Regions from separate parts of the Homo sapiens genome. Here region 2 is linked to region 1. Evidence: read pairs that join two places in POLR2A ChIA-PET (ENCODE). Cell type or tissue: endothelial cell of umbilical vein. All regions are shown on one strand. Each heading gives the region's core, and the rest is flanking DNA. Links, peaks and the distances in the headings are about the cores only.

Evidence for each region. Peaks named below come from ENCODE experiments on the same cell type or tissue, not always from the same donor. Only the 100,000 strongest peaks of a DNase experiment are listed, where the experiment ranks them.
Region 2: POLR2A ChIA-PET joins it to region 1 with 6 read pairs; 2 of 35 experiments call an interaction of 5 or more read pairs at or near these places.

Annotation. Positions count from the first base shown.
Region 1 is chr17:43,967,720-43,975,542 of GRCh38, forward strand. It overlaps a transcript of PYY not described here. Among named protein-coding and RNA genes, the nearest start is that of PYY, 18 kb to the left of the region's middle. In endothelial cell of umbilical vein, for the core only: no CTCF peak of the experiment used is centred there; no DNase peak of the experiment used is centred there.
Region 2 is chr17:44,584,343-44,592,165 of GRCh38, forward strand. No RefSeq gene overlaps it. Among named protein-coding and RNA genes, the nearest start is that of FZD2, 31 kb to the left of the region's middle. RefSeq lists an enhancer at 2,951-3,516. In endothelial cell of umbilical vein, for the core only: no CTCF peak of the experiment used is centred there; a DNase peak (open chromatin) is centred at 3,199; H3K27ac peaks cover 1,603 bases.

The sequences.
Region 1 (7,823 bases), core at 1,319-6,318:
CGGGGCAGCTCTCTGAAGAGTGTGAAAGTAAACACAGCGGGGAAACGGGGGAAGAAAGCCAGAATTCAACGTTCCACTGAGCTGAAATGAGTTTCTCATTTTTCCTCTGATATTCCCCAGCCTCGATACAAGACAGCGCCAAATCCAGAATGGGCACTGGGGCTACGAGAGGGATCAACAGGAGAAATGCTCGTTCTGCCTCGAGGAGTGGAAAGGGAAGGTCTAGCACTGAGAGAGAGAAAAGGAACTCCATTTTTCTCTTCTTCATTCTCCCGTGCCCCAGCCCCGAGACAATTCCATGGGAGTAGCAGTGGTGACAGTAGTATCAGTGGCTGCAGGGTCCACAGACAACCAAATCTTTCCCTCTCCGATCAAGAGTTGTGGGCCAGGGGCTGTGGATCATGTCTGTAATCCCAGCACTATGGGAGGCCGAGGTGGATCACTTGCGGGCAGGAGTAAGACACCAGCCTGGGCGTGTATGTGTGTGTGTTTATTTTTAAAAACAGTTGTAGTCCCAAGAAGGAGAACCCCTATAGCTTTCTTCTCTCTGTGTCCTCCTGCCACCTGGCCCTGAACACGGACACAATCATAGGAAGTGTGCAGTAGAGCGGGATAACTAAAGAAGAAATAACACTGATTTTACACAATCTCTTCCAGAAAATAGAACAAGAGAAAATACTCCTTCGTTCATTTTATGAGGGCAACATTACCCTGAGACCAAAATGAAACAAAGATATTGTAAGAAAAAAAAACTACAGATCAATATCTCTCATGGACATATATGTAAAAATCTTCAACAAAATATTAGCTGGCCAGGCGCGGTGGCTCATGCCTACAATCCCAGCATTTTGGGAGACTGAGGCAGATGGATCACTTGAGGTCAGGAGTTCGAGAGCAGCCTGGCCAATGTGGTGAAACTCTGTCTCTACTAAAAATACAAAAATTAGCCAGGTGTGGTAGTGTGCACCTGTGGTCCCAGCTACTCGGGAGGCTGAGGCAGGAGAATTGCTTGAACCCAGGAGGCAGACGTTGCAGTGAGCCAAGATTGTGCCACTGCACTCCAGCCTGGGCAGCAGAGTGTGACTCCATCTCTAAATAAATAAATAAGCCGAGCTCAGTGGCTCAAGCCTGTAATCCCAGCACTTTGGGAGGCCAAGGCGGGTGGATCGCCTGAGGTCAGGAGTTTGAGATCAGCTTGACCAATATGGTGAAACCCTGTCTCTACTAAAAATATAAAAATTAGCCAGGCATGGGGGCATGCGCCTGTAGTCCCAGCTACTCAGGTGGCTGAGACAGGAAAATGCCTTGAACCTGGGAGGCAGAGGCTGCAGTGAGCCAAGATCGTGCCACTGCACTCCAGTCTGGGCGATAGGGTGTGACTGCATCTCAAAAAGAAAAAAATATTAGACAACTGAACTCAGGAATATATAACAAAAAAAAATGTATATGTTACAATCAGGTGGGATTTATCCTGACAATGCAAGGCTGGTTCAATATTCAAAAATCAATCACTTGGCCAGGTGCAGTGGCTCACACCTGTAATCCCAGCACTTTGGGAGGCCGAGGCGGGTGGATCACTTGAGGTCAGGAGTTCTAGACCAGCCTAATCAACATGGTGAAACCCTGTCTCTACTAAAAATACAAAAATTAGCTGGGCCGTGGTGGCGGGCACCTGTAATCCCAGCTACTCCAGAGGCTGAGGCAGAAGAATCGCTTGAACCCAGGAGCAGAGGTTGCAGTAAGCCAAGATCTCACTACTGCACTCCAGCCTGGGTGATAGAGCAAGACTCTGTCTCAAAAAAAAAAAAAAAAAAAGCAAATGCTCATATTGATTGATAAAGAAAAACCATTTGACAAAAATTCAAAATCCACTCACAATTAAAAAACAATACTCTTAGGCCAGGCTGGGTATCTCACGCCTATAATTCCAATGCCTTGGGAGGCTAAGTCAAGAGGTAGGTATTGCTTGAAGCCAGGAGTTCAAGACCAGCCTGGGCAACATAGTAAGACCCTGTCTCTACAAAAAAAACTTTTTTTTTTTTGAGATGGAGTCTCGCTCTGTCACCCAGACTGGAGTGCAGTGGCGCCATCTCAGCTCACTGCAACCTCTGCCTCCTGGGTTCAAGCAATTCTCTGCCTCAGCCTCCCGAGTAGCTGGGATTATAGGTGCCCGCCACCGCACCCGGCTAATTTTTTGTATTTTTAGTAGAGATGGGATTTCACCATATTGTCCAGGATGGTCTTGAACTCCTGACCTCATGATACATCTGCCACGGCCTCCCAAAGTGCTGGGAATACAGACATGAGCCACCACGCCCAGCCAAAAGTTTTTTTAATTTGTTGGGCATGGTGGTGCCTGTAGTCTCAGCTACTGGGGAGGCTGAAGTGGGGGAATCGCTTAAACCCAGGAGTGTGAGGTTACCGTGAGCCATGATCACACCACTGTACTCTGCCTGGATAAAAAAACAAGACCCTGTCTCTTAAAAAAAAAAAAAAAAAAAAAAAAAGCTGGGGAAGGTGGCTCATGCCTGTAATCCCAGCACTTTGAGTGGCTGAGGCTGGAGGATCATTTGAGGCCAGGAGTTCAAGATCAGCCTGGGCAACATGAAAAAACCCCATCTCTACTAAAAATACAAAAATTCCTGGGCGTGGTGGCACATGCCTGTAATCCCAGCTACTCAAGAGGCTGAGGCATGGGAATTGCTTGAATCCAGGAGGCAGAGGTTGCAGTGAGCTGAGATTGCACCATTGCACTCCAGCCTAAACGACAGAAGGAGACCCTGTCTAAAAAAAAAAAAAAGACAGTGAGTGTAGTACAGGTGAAATGACAGATAGCTAGGTCAATGGAACAGAATAGACAGTACAGAAATAGACCCATGCAAATATGGCAAATTGATTTTTGACCAAAGTGCAAAGACAACTGAATGGAGAAAGGACTCCTAGAACCGCCAGCATAGTCAGGACACAGAAGGACTGTATCACTCCGAAGGACCCCCTAGTACTATCCCTGTGTGGTCAGGCCTCTCAGCCCTAATGTTTGCACCCACTACCATCACTATAGTTCTATCTTTTAGGGAATATCACACAACTGGAATAATACAGTATGTGACTTATTGAGACAGGCTTTGTCCACTCCTAATGCCCTTGAGATGACTCCAATTTGTTCTGTGTATCAATAGTCCATTCCTTTTTCTTGCTGAATAGTAAATATGCCAATATATTAATGTGGTTTGTTTACTCAGTTACCCATTGAAAGACATTAGGGCTGTTTCCATTTTGGATCAACTATGAATAAAGCGGCTATAAACATTCATGTGGGCATATTCATCTCTCTAGGATAAATACCCTGAAGAGAGTTTTCTGGGTCATATGTAATTGTGTGCTTAATTTTAGAAAAAGTGCAAAATGTTTTCCAGGATGGCTGTACCATTTTGCATTCCCACCATCAATGGACAAGAGTTCTAATTGCTCTGCACCCTCTCGGCACTTCGGATTGTCAATATTTTTTATATTACCCATTCTAATGTGTGGATAGTGCAGCTCATCATGGTTTTAACTTGCATTTTCCGGCCAAGCGTGGTGGCTCACACCTGTAATCCCAGCACTTTGGGAGGCCAAGGTGGGCAGATCACGTGAGATCCTGAGTTCAAGACCAGCCTGGCCAGTATGGTGAAACCCCATCTCTACTAAAAATATAAAAATTGGCCGGGCATGGTGACACAAGTCTGTAATCCCAGCTACTCAGTAGGCTGAGGCAAGAGAATCACTTGAACCTGGGAGGTGTAGGTTGCAGTGAGCCAAGATCATGCCACCACACTCCAGCCTGGGTGACAGAGCAAGGCTCTGTCTCAAAAAAAAAAAAAAAAATTGCATCTTTCTGTTGTCTAATGATGTCAAACATCTATTCATGTGCTTATCTGCCATCTTTATATCCTCCTTGGTGCAGTGTCTGTTCATGTGGTTTTTTTTTTTTTAAGTGGGTTGTTGGTTTTCTTATTGTTGAGTTTGAAGGGTTCTTTATATATTCTGGATACAAGTCTTTTGCTGAATATGTGATTTGCAACTATTTTCTTTCAGTCCGTAGCTGGTTTTTTCGTTTTCTTAACCCTGTCTTTCATAGAACAAAAGTTTTTATTTATGATGAAGTCCAATTTATCAATTGTTCTCTTTTGTGACTCATTCTTTTGGGTGTCCAGTCTAAGAACTATTTGCCTAAACTGAGGTCATGAAGATTTTCCCCTACTTTTCTCTAAAGTTTTATTATTTTACATTGCTTTCCCTTTTGAGCTAATTTTTGTATAAGGTATGAGGTTTCGGTTGAAATTCTCTTTTTTGTGTATGAATGTTTATTGTTCAGACACCATTATTGGGTCTAGGAATCTATACATGTGTTAAAGCTCATAAAGCTGTACACCAACAAAATGGTCAATTTTATTTTATGTTACTTTAGTTATTTATTTATTTTATTTTATTTTATTTATTTATTTATTTATTTATTTATTTATTTATTGAGAGAGGGAGTCTCATTTTGTCACCCAGGCTGGAGTGCAGTGGCGTGATCTTGGCCTGCTGCAACCTCCACCTCCCAGGTTCAAGTAATCTCCTGTCTTAGCCTCCTGAATAGCTAGGACTACAGCTGTGTGTCACCACGCCGGGCTAATTTTGTATTTTTTTTAGTAGAGATGGGATTTCACCATGTTGGGCCAGGCTGGTCTCAAACTCCTGACCTCAGGTGATCTGCCTGCCTCAGCCTCCCAAAGCACTGGGATTACAGGCGTGAGCCGCCACACCCGGCCAACTTTATGTTACTTTAAAAAACATTTTTTTTTTTGAGACAGGATCTCAATCACCGAGGCTGGAATGCAGTGGCACAGTCATAGCTCACTGTAACCTTGAACTCGTGAGCTCAAACGATCTTCCCACCTCAGCCTTCCTAGTTGCTAGGCAAACAGGCATGCACCACTATACCCGGCTAATTTGTATTAGTATTTATTTTTGGTTTTGTTTTGTTTTTTTGAGACAGAGTCTCACTCTGTCGCTAGGCTGGGGTGCAGTGGCGTGATCTCGGTTCACCGCAACCTCCGCCTCCTGAGTTCAAGCGATTCTCCTGCCTCAGCCTCCCAGGTAGCTGGGACTACAGGCGTGCCACCAAGCCCACCTAATTTTTGTATTTTTAGTAGAGACGGTGTTTCACCATGTTGGCCAGGATGGTCTTGACCTCTTGACCTCGTGATCCGCCCGCCTCAGCCTCCCAAAGTGCCGGGATTACAGGCGTGAGCCACCGCACCCAGCCTATTTTTGTTGAGACACGATCTCACTATGTTGCCCAGGCTGGTCTCAAACTCCTGGCCTCAAGTGATCCTCCTGCTTCAGCCTCCCAAAGTGCTGGATTACAGATGTGGGCCACAGCACTCTGCCAAAAAAGTCATTTAAAAAAAAAAAGTTATTTCTAAAGTGCTTAGAACAGAACCTGAAAGTAAGTTTTTAAAAAGTGTTTGTCACTTAAAGATAAATTCCTGGCTTCCTAGGCAAGCCACCCTCCTACTGTAAGCACCCATGGGTGGCTACTGACAGATCAGGAGAGTCTCTGGGGTTTGTGCCTGGTGTGGGATCACATCCTAGGTCGTTGTGGAGGAAAAGTTAAATATTAAATCTGAACTCAATTGAACATGGACACAAACAATGGTCACCAAGTACCAGAAGGGGCTGTGTGAGCCCCTTGAGGCATTCATCCAGCGCTGTTTTGGAGAAATCTCTATTTCAATCTATTCCTATACGTTACTGAAAAACAAAGCTGGGCGTGGTTGCTCACGTCTGTAATCCCAGCACTTTGGGAGGCCAAGGTGGGTGGATCACCTGAAGTCCAGGAGTTCGAGATCAGCCTGGCCAACTTGGTGAAACCCCGTCTCTACTAAAAATACAAAAATTAGCCAGGCATGGTGGCGGCCACCTGTAATCCCAGCTGTTTGGGAGGCTGAGGCAGGAGAATCACTTGAACCGGGAAGGCAGAGATTGCAGTGAGCCAAGATCGTGCCTCTGCACTCCAGCCTGGGTGACAAAGCACGACTCCGTCTCAAAAAATAAATAAATAAGTATATAAGAAAAACAACAGACAATCGCAAAAACAAGTTGACCTTTTTGTGTTCCTTGAGCCTGGTCACGAAGGGCCTTCGTGCCTGGACCTCATGCCAAACAACTCGTTACAAAAGAGCTAGGGTCCTAGATTGTGCCAAAGCTTCATGAGACCTCTTCCTTGTCTGTGCACGGACAAGTGGCCGACTCTGGAGCCGACCCAGGCTGTTGCTTCCCAGTCTGGTGGTGAATCCTCCATAGTCTGGTGAGTATGAATATCTTTTCCCTTCTCCCCTTCCCATTGCAATTTGCTTATTATATCAATCTGCTTATTATTATATCATTTGCTTATTATATCTACATTGCCATTTACATGGGATAAAGGTTGTTTACCCTTAAAGGTATCGTGGGTGTGTCTTTTCTTCCCTCGCGCATTTCCCGCACATAACATTTGTGTCCCCGGATGCTACTGTGCAAGCAGAAGAGAAGCAACAGGCAGATTCAGACCGTCCTGCACAAACTGCCCCCTTTACTAGTAGAGGGTGGGGTGGAAGGGCAGGCAGTGGGGGATGGTTCTAGGTGAACACGCAGGCACCTTTGGAGGGAGGTGTCCCATGGTTGCTCAAAGCCCCACTCCAGAATCCGACAAAACCTGCTTCAAACCCTGTGTCAATTGTTCACCCAGTCTCTGTGGTGTGAGCAAATCATTTCATCTCTGAGCTTTGGTTTTGTCATCTGTGAAAAATAGGTCATAAAAGTGCCCGTAAAGGGTTAGGAGGATTGAATGAAATAATGGCTGTCAGAAGCTCAGGACTGTTGCCAGCTCAATGTAAGCACCCCATAACGTGCTACATTTTCTTGCTATTGTTTGCAATAAAGAGACTGGCAGGATGCGCCCTCAGTGTGAACAGTGGAGTTATCTTTTGTTGCGGGAATTCGGGTCCTAACATTGTATTCTAAAAATGTTCAGAGTTACAGCAAATTGAAAAAGGCTGTTCAGCAAGTGGTGCTGGTGAGGATTAGGATGCTTTTTCTTTCTTTTGGCTTAGCTATAGTTTATATTTTTCTACAGCAGACATATATTATTTCGATAATTAGAAATAAATATGGGGGGGAGGATAGGGAAAAAAAAGTTCAACAGAGTAGGACAAAGGACAGAGCCCTGTGGTGCAAAGCCGCCATCTCCCGCTTTCAGTCATGGATTGCCTTTAGAAGCAGCCTCTCATTTAATTAGAAATTCTTCCAGCCGTTGAGCCATTTCGCCCACACATCACCCCATGTCTGCAGGATGTCAGGAGAGATTGTGCTGTGTGCCTTGCTGAAGTCCAGACATGAGGAGTTGCGGCACTCCTATCCCCGACCAAATAATTCCATCAACGGGGAAAATCAGATCAACCCAGAACCATCTGTTCTTAATGGTTTCTGAACATGTCTTTCCTTTCCACATACTTACAAACCTAGGGGTGGTGGAAAGGGTATGGATTCCGGAGTCAGATGTTCTGGGTTTGAATCCCACTCGCATTTCTTAGCTGTGTGACTTTGAGAGAGTTTGCTTGGCCTCTCTGAGCCTCACTGTAAAAAGAGAATAGTAAAGCTCGTGTCACAGGCTTCTTTTGGCAATTAAACAGTGGGTAGGCTGAGCACAGTGGCTCTTACCTGTAATCCTAGCACTTTGAGAGGCCAAGTTGGGCGGATTGCTTGAGCCCAGGAGTTCAAGAGCAGCCTGGGCAACATAGCGAAATCTTGTCCTA
Region 2 (7,823 bases), core at 1,072-6,071, 620 kb after region 1:
GCCCACCAGGCAGAGTAACTGCTTGCTCACCTGCCTGCTTCATAAACCTGTGATCAACCTGAGGCTCACACCTTATTGAGGCCTCCTCAGAATAAGGGCAGAATCAACACCTGGGAACTTTGAATGACTCTCTTCCCGGTTCCAGTTCCCAAGAACGGCAACCTGAAGGAGCCCACATCTTTCTTTGGCAGCTTAACTAATGTAATGAGACCTGCAGTTCATCCACAGCCTGAAATTTTCCTCCTAAAGCGCGCTTTTAATCCAGTCACTTGTAGAGGTTCCCCGTGGCCTACTAAATGAAGTGCAAATTCCTTAGCTTGGAATTTAAGGGCCTCCGTGATATGGCTCTGGTCTACATTCCCAGTCCCTTTTTCCACTACCTCACGCTCCAGACTGACTCAGTGTTTCCCCGTGTGCCCACGTTCCCACCCTGCGCCTTCGCCCCAGTCGTCCTTTCTCTGCCCAGAACATGTACCCCTGCTCCTCTGCCATGGCGGATGCCCTCCTCTCTCTCTCTTTTCCCAGCCATGCTTTGTTTAGAAAGTAAGAATAATGAGGTTTTTCTTTTTAAGAAAAATATAGGCCGGGCATGGTGGCTCACGCCTATAATCCCAGCACTGTGGGAGGCTGAGGCAGATGGATCACTTTGAGGTCAGGAGTTCAAGACCAGCCTGGCCAACATGGTGAAACCCTGTCTCTACTAAAAATACAAAAATTAGCCGGGCATGGTGGTGGAAGCCTATAATCCCAGCTACTCAGGAGGCTGAGGCAGGAGAATCGCTTGAACCCAGGAGGCGGAGGTTATAGTCAGCCGAGATTTCCCCACTGCACTTCAGCCTGGGAGACAGAGCAAGACTCTGTCTAAAAAATAAAAATTATATATATATATATATATATATATATATATATATATATATAAATTTCCCATATCCTTCAGGGTCTTTCTCAAAGGTAACTGGCCCACAGCTGCCTGCTCATCCCACGTCTCAGGGGATGATCTTTCCTGGCCTGGCTCCCACTCAGGCTTCGTTTCTCCACCTCTCATGTCTCAAGTCCCCTCTATCTTGCATCCTCGTTCCTGCCCCACCCCAGTGAGCGCTGGAGAGCCAAACAGGTGTCTGTCATCTATGCACTGTCTACCGCTGATCAGTATCAGCCAATCGTCTGATCTGAGTCACTCTGAAATTGGAGACTCCTCCCCTGCTGCCACCTCCTCTTTCTGCTTTGAGTATGAGAAATGGGAAGAGTTTGGAACCTGTCACTGCAACCGCTGCTGCCACCCCTTCAAGTCCTTCCCTATGAGGGCTCTCCTTTTAACTCACAGCCTCCCCTCTAAAGTCAGGAGATGAGGTCAGCCCTGAACCCCACCCTATGTCCCATCCCCCAGCCGACACAAACACCACAGAGATCAATGGGGACCTGTGTTCTAGGCTTGGGATGAAACTGTCCCGTTTGCTCTTTTCCTGAGGTAGGTACCATGGTTACGTGTCTGGCCGGAACATTTGTTCACTTTGAGTTCTTGGAATGAATGCGCCAGAAAAGGGAGAAATCAAAAGCCATCTCTTCTGTGGCCCTGGTCTCTTGCGTGTGCAGATAGGCATGGTCACCTCTCTGCTAATGACCTGTGTGGTATTAGGTGGTGATGTATGCACTGGCGAGGCTGGAGGAAGACAACCTGGCCCTTCTCCAGGGCTTGCTTCTGGCACCTTCTGCAGAGCAAAGAGTGGGACCTTGGAGTTAGAATACCTGAGTCCTAGTTCTTACTCCACCATTCGTTCCATAGCAGATGCCCTTGACCAAGGTCCTTAATCCCCCTCAGCCTAAAAATAGAAAATAGTTATATTTTCTTTACCTTCTACATGGGCTTTTCTGAGCATCAAAAGAGAAAATGTATGTGAGAGTGTTGTGCAAATTATTATTATTATTTTTAGACAGAGCCTTGCTCTGTCTCCCAGGCTGGAGTGCAGCAGCACTATCTTGGTTACTGCAACCTCCGCCTCCTGGGTTCAAGCGATTCTCCTGCCTCAGCCTCCGAAGTAGCTGGGGCTACTGGCACGCACCACCCCGCCTGGCTAACTTTTTTGTATTTTTACTAGAGAGGGGGTTTTACCATGTTGGCCAGGCTGGTCTCAAACTCCTGACCTCAGGTGATCCTCCTGCCTCGGCCTCCCAAAGTGCTGGGATTACAGGCATGAGCCACCCTGCCTGGCCACAAATTATATATATATATTTGAGACGAAGTCTCGCTCTGTCGCCAGGCTGGAGTGCAGTGCTGCGATCTCGGCTCACTGCAACCTCCGCCTCCCGGGTTCACGCCATTCTCCTGCCTCGACTTCCCAAGTAGCTGGGACTACAGACGCACACCACCATGCCCAGCTAATTTTTGTATTTTTAGTAGAGACCGCGTTTCATCACGTTGGCCAGGACGATCTTGATCTCTTGACCTCGTGATCTGCTCACCTCGGCCTCCCAAAGTGCTGAGATTACAGGTGTGAGCCACTGTGCCCGGCCTTTAGCCTCTTGTGTTGAATGCCATACCAATCCAGCCTTCTTTGCCACACAGACCTCCTTGGTTCCTTTTCCTTTGGTGTCTTCCTGCCCTGATTCTTTTTTTTTTTTTTTTTTTTTTTTGAGACAGAGTCTCACTCTGTCGCCAGGCTGGAGTGTAGTTGTCCAATCTCGGCTTACTGCAACCTCCACCTCCCTGGTTCAAGCGATTCTCCTGCCTCAGCCTCCTGAGTAGCTGGAACTACAGGCGCCTGCCACCACACCCAGCTAATTTTTGTATTTTTAGTAGAGGTGGGGTTTCACCATGTTAGCCAGGATGGTCTCGATCTCTTGACCTCGTGTTCCGCCCACCTCAGCCTCCCAAAGTGCTGGGATTACAGGCGTGAGCCACTGCACCCAGCCCTGATTCTTAACTCCCTAAGAGTTCTGGGCTTAAAAGTTGCCCCATATTTCCAGCATTTTGCACCTCTGACCCATCGCTTTAGCTGGGTTCCCCATGAGATTGCCTATGCTGAAAAAAATAACTGGATCTGGGGCCGGTGGGGAGTGCACAGAAAGGCACCAGTGTGACCTCCACATTTGTGAGATTGAGGACACCCAATGAGAATCCAGGCTGAGAGAGGCCATGGGCATGACCAGCCAGGGAGCTGCAGCACTTGACAGATAACATTGTTAGACTGTGACTCACTCTCTGCAGTCTGGAAAGCTCAACCTCTCTGCTTGGCCTTCCCAGGAGGGCCACTCAGATCATGCAACCCTCTGAGCTCCAGGTTGGGCAGGCAGAGCGGGGGCCTCTTAATTCCAGAGCTGGACTGTTTCCTCCCCTTCACCCCACATGGAAAATCCCACATGTTAAAAGGTTATGTGTTGGGAGCCTGCAGGGAGAAAAAAACTTGCCCCGTTTGTGCTTTCCAAGAGAGAAGCAGGAGCCATCGGAGCTCCTGACCCTGTCCAGGACCCTGTCCTCTGCTGACCCACGGTGGGGACCCAAACCCAAGCTCTGGGGTTATTTTCTTCCTTTGCTGAAGGCTGTTCCTCGACCTTGAGGCACTCACATCACTCTCTCCTCATTCCCCTCTCCTCCTTCCCTCTCAGGTTTCTCTCCATCATTCTACTGTTTTTATTTTATTTTATTATATATTATTTATTTATTGAGACAGAGTCTCACTCTGTCTGGAGTACAATGGTGCAATCTTGGCTCACTTCAACCTTTGCCTCTCGGGTTCAAGCAGTTCTCCTGCCTCAGCCTCCCAAGTAGCTGGGATTACAGGTATCTGCCATCAAGCCTGGCTGATTTTTTGTATTTTTAGTAGAGACCGGGTTTTGCCAATGTTGGCCAGGCTAGTCACAAACTCCTGACCTCAGGCTAGTCACGAACACCTGCCTCGGCCTCTCAAAGTGCTGAGATTACAGGCGTGAGCCGCCGCGCCCAGACTTTATTTTTATTCATATTTTGAGACACGGTCTTGCCCTATTGCCCAGGCTGGAGTGGAGTGGTGTGAAGACAGCTCACTGTAGCCTTGACCTCCTAGGCTCAAGCGATCTTCCCACCTCAGCCTCTCAAGTAGCTAGAACCACAGGTACACGCCACGATGCCTAGCTAATTATTTTTTCAATTTTGTAGAGATGGGGTCTCGCCATGTTGCCCAGGCTGGTCTTGAACTCCTGGGTTCAAGCAATCCTCCCACCTCGGCCTCCCAAAATACTGGGATTACAGGCATCAGCCACGGCACCCAGCATTCTCCTGTTTCCCATCAACCATATCAGCCCATCAAATCTTTCACAATACAAGAAGGGTGGGTGGGGAGGGGGAAGAGTTTTCCTTTTCCGTCTTACTCCTTTTTCTTCTTTGGATTCCCTATATTTTGGGTGTCGGTAGAAGTCTGAAATGCAAATAAGAATGTCCCACTCTGAAGGCACAGGGAGGGGCTGCTGAATTATTACCCTCTAAATTCTAGCACGTTAGACAGTTCTGGTCTCCTTGCATTCTTGGAGGATGCAAGGACCTGACTGTAATGTGCGGGGGAGACAGTTTGGTCTCTGGGAACCCCCAGTCTGGTGGAGGAACTTAGACTAAAGCAATGGAAGACTGACAGAGCAATATGGTCACAATTGCAAATCCTTCAAAATGCCGGTGCTACAGAGAATAATCAGCATTGTGGCATGACTGTCCAGAAGCAAGTTTTGAACCATTCTGAATAACGGAAGTCCCAGGATCCTTTATTTAAAAAAAAAAAAGTGTAGAGACAGGGTCTTGTTATGTTGTCCAGGCTGGCCTTGAACTGCTGGTCTCAAGCAATTCTTCTGCCTTAGCCTCTCAAGGTGCTGGGATTACAGGCATGAGCCCCTGCACCTGGCCACTCACCCAGGTTTCTTGAAGCAGTATTTTCTCTTCTTTGGGATTAGCCAAGGGCATCTGGAGAAGCAATGAGAACTACCTCCTTTGAGGGGAGAGCGGCCACTTGCACACAGGCTGGGACACCATCTCATAGCTAATAATGACGTTGGTGTGGTCATTTTTCCCAGCTACACAAGCACAAGTCACTTACCACTCACAACCACCCTGTAGGGCGGGTGGCTATGATCACCCCCATTTTCTAAGTGAGGTTCTAAGAAATGAAATCACTGGCAGCTGGCTCACTGATTTGGGGCCAAGCCCAGGTCTTCTGAACGTAAGTCTAGTGGTTATTCTGCTATGCTGCTTGGTCACTTATGAGGCTGGTGTCTAGAGTCATTACTGAGTCTCCAAGTCCCCACTGTCTGCCCCATCCTTGACCCACACAAGTGCCCTGTTCAGTGTTCTGAGGGAAGGCGGAAAGACTCATGCTCAGGACTCAGGCTTCCCAGGCTCCTCATGCTGTTCCTAGGCTTGGTTTGACACCTCTCTTCCCCTATCCTGCCTACCCCTCCCACCCACACCCTCCTAGCCCCAGCTGACTTAGAGGCAGGGAGAGGGAGGCAAGGCCAGAAGGCTTTTGTTTTTCTACGATGGAGAGATGACTGAAATCCCGCCATCTCCCGCAGAAGACAGAGGCAGCTCTGGATTTCCTGTTGCTCTCAACACGGGCCAGATAATTGGAGACAGATTTTGGACTTGGGTTGGGAGGTGAAGTTTGAAATACAGTCGTCAGGCCTCCTGTAAGTTCGTGTGTGTGAGTGCACACTGCTTGGTTGGGGTTTTTTATTAGCTATATGTGTATCTGTGTGTGTGTGCAGATACTTGTATTGGAAATAGTGTATTGTGTCTAGTGTGTGCATGTGTGTTTGTGTGTATTGTATCTAGTGTGTTCATGTGTGTATTGTGTCTAGTGTGTGCATGTGCGTTTGTATGTATTGTGTCTAGTGTGTTCATGTGTGTTTGTGTATTGTGTCTAGTGTGTGCATGTGTGTGTATTGTGTCTAGTGTGTGCATGTGTGTTTGTATGTATTGTGTCTAGTGTGTTCATGTGTGTTTGTGTATTGTGTCTAGTGTGTGCATGTGTTTGTATATGTTGTGTCTAGTGTGTTCATGTGTGTTTGTGTATTGTCTAGTGTGTGCATGTGTGTGTGTACTGTGTCTAGTGTGTTCATGTGTGTTTGTGTATTGTCTAGTGTGTGCATGTGTGTTTGTGTATACCGTGTCTAGTGTGTGCATGTGTGTATGTATTATGTCTAGTGTGTGCATGTGTGTTTGTATTATGTCTAGTGTGTGCATGTGTGTTTGTATGTATTATGTCTAGTGTGTGCATGTGTGTTTGTATGGTGTCTAGTGTGTGCATGTGTGTTTGTATTGTGTCTAGTGTGTTCATGTGTGTTTGTATTGTGTCTAGTGTGCATGTGTGTTTGTGTGTATTGTGTCTAGTGTGTTCATGTGTGTTTGTGTATTGTGTCTAGTGTGTGCATGTGTTTGTGTGTATTGTGTCTAGTGTGTTCACGTGTTTGTATTGTCTAGTGTGTGTGTATTGTGTCTAGTGTGTTCATGTGTGTTTGTGTATTGTCTAGTGTGTGCATGTGTGTGTATTGTGTCTAGTGTGCATGTGTGTGTATTGTGTCTAGTGTGTTCATGTGTGTTTGTATGTATTGTGTCTAGTGTGTGCATGTGTTTGTGTATTGTGTCTAGTGTGTGCATGTGTGTTTGTGTGTATTGTGTCTAGTGTGTGCATGTGTTTGTGTGTATTGTGTCTAGTGTGTTCACATGTGTTTGTATTGTGTCTAGTGTGTGTATTGTGTCTAGTGTTCATGTGTGTTTGTATTGTGTCTAGTGTGTTCATGTGTGTTTGTGTATTGTGTCTAGTGTGTGCATGTGTGTTTGTGTGTATCGTGTCTACTGTGTGCATGTGTTTGTGTGTATTGTGTCTAGTGTGTTCATGTGTGTTTGTGTATTGTGTCTAGTGTGTGCATGTGTGTTTGGTACCTGTGCTCCTTGTACATCTTTAGTGTTTAAGACTCCGCGTGTATGTGTATGTGTGAGAAAGTATGTAAGTGTGTGTCTGGGGCTCTGTGAGTGGCTCCCTTGTTTTGTTTAATTTTTTTTCCTTTGTGAGATTCAGTCTGGCTTGGAGAGTCCCCACCAGTCCTTTCAGGATCTTATTACTCACGACTTGGTGATTAAATGTAATACAATAATTAAGATTTTTTTTTAAAAAGGAAGGAAGGCAGATGGCCTTCGGGGAGATAACATGAGGGGTAGAAAGCAGCCAGAGTGCCTTGAGAGCAGACAGCCAAGGGTGAAGGGGACCTGCAGGGCAGAGGGGCTCTTTTAGGAGGTACAGACAAGGCCCCAGTTTCCCCCCATCTCTCTGATGGAAAAAGGCAACACGCGCTTCCACAACGGTTTAGCTGCCTCTACCCCTGAAGGTTGGGCAGGGGAGGGGCTCCTATTGCCTTCCTGCCTGAATCTCTACCCTGGAAGAAGAATCAAGCCCCTTTCTTCTAAAGGCCTACGTGCACATTCACTAATGCGAATTTTGCTATAAATGACATGCAGACCAGTTAGGAAGTAGTCTTCTCATAACAACAACCACAGCTAGCCATGGTGTACCTGCAGCACATCAGACTCCAGCTGGGTACTTTACATGTGTTTTTGTATCTGTGTGTGTGTGTGTAAAATCACTTATAAGCTTGTTATTACCTTTTTGCAGAGGAAACTGAGGCTTATGATAGATGAGTAAGGACTTTAACCCTTCATGGTGATAGTTCATTTGTTCATCCAACAAATGTGTATTGAATACTTTTTTTTTTTTTTTTTTGAGACAGGGTCTGGCTCTGTTACCCAGGCTGGAGTACAATGATATGATCTTGACTCACTGCAGCCTCCACCTCCCAGGCTCAAACAA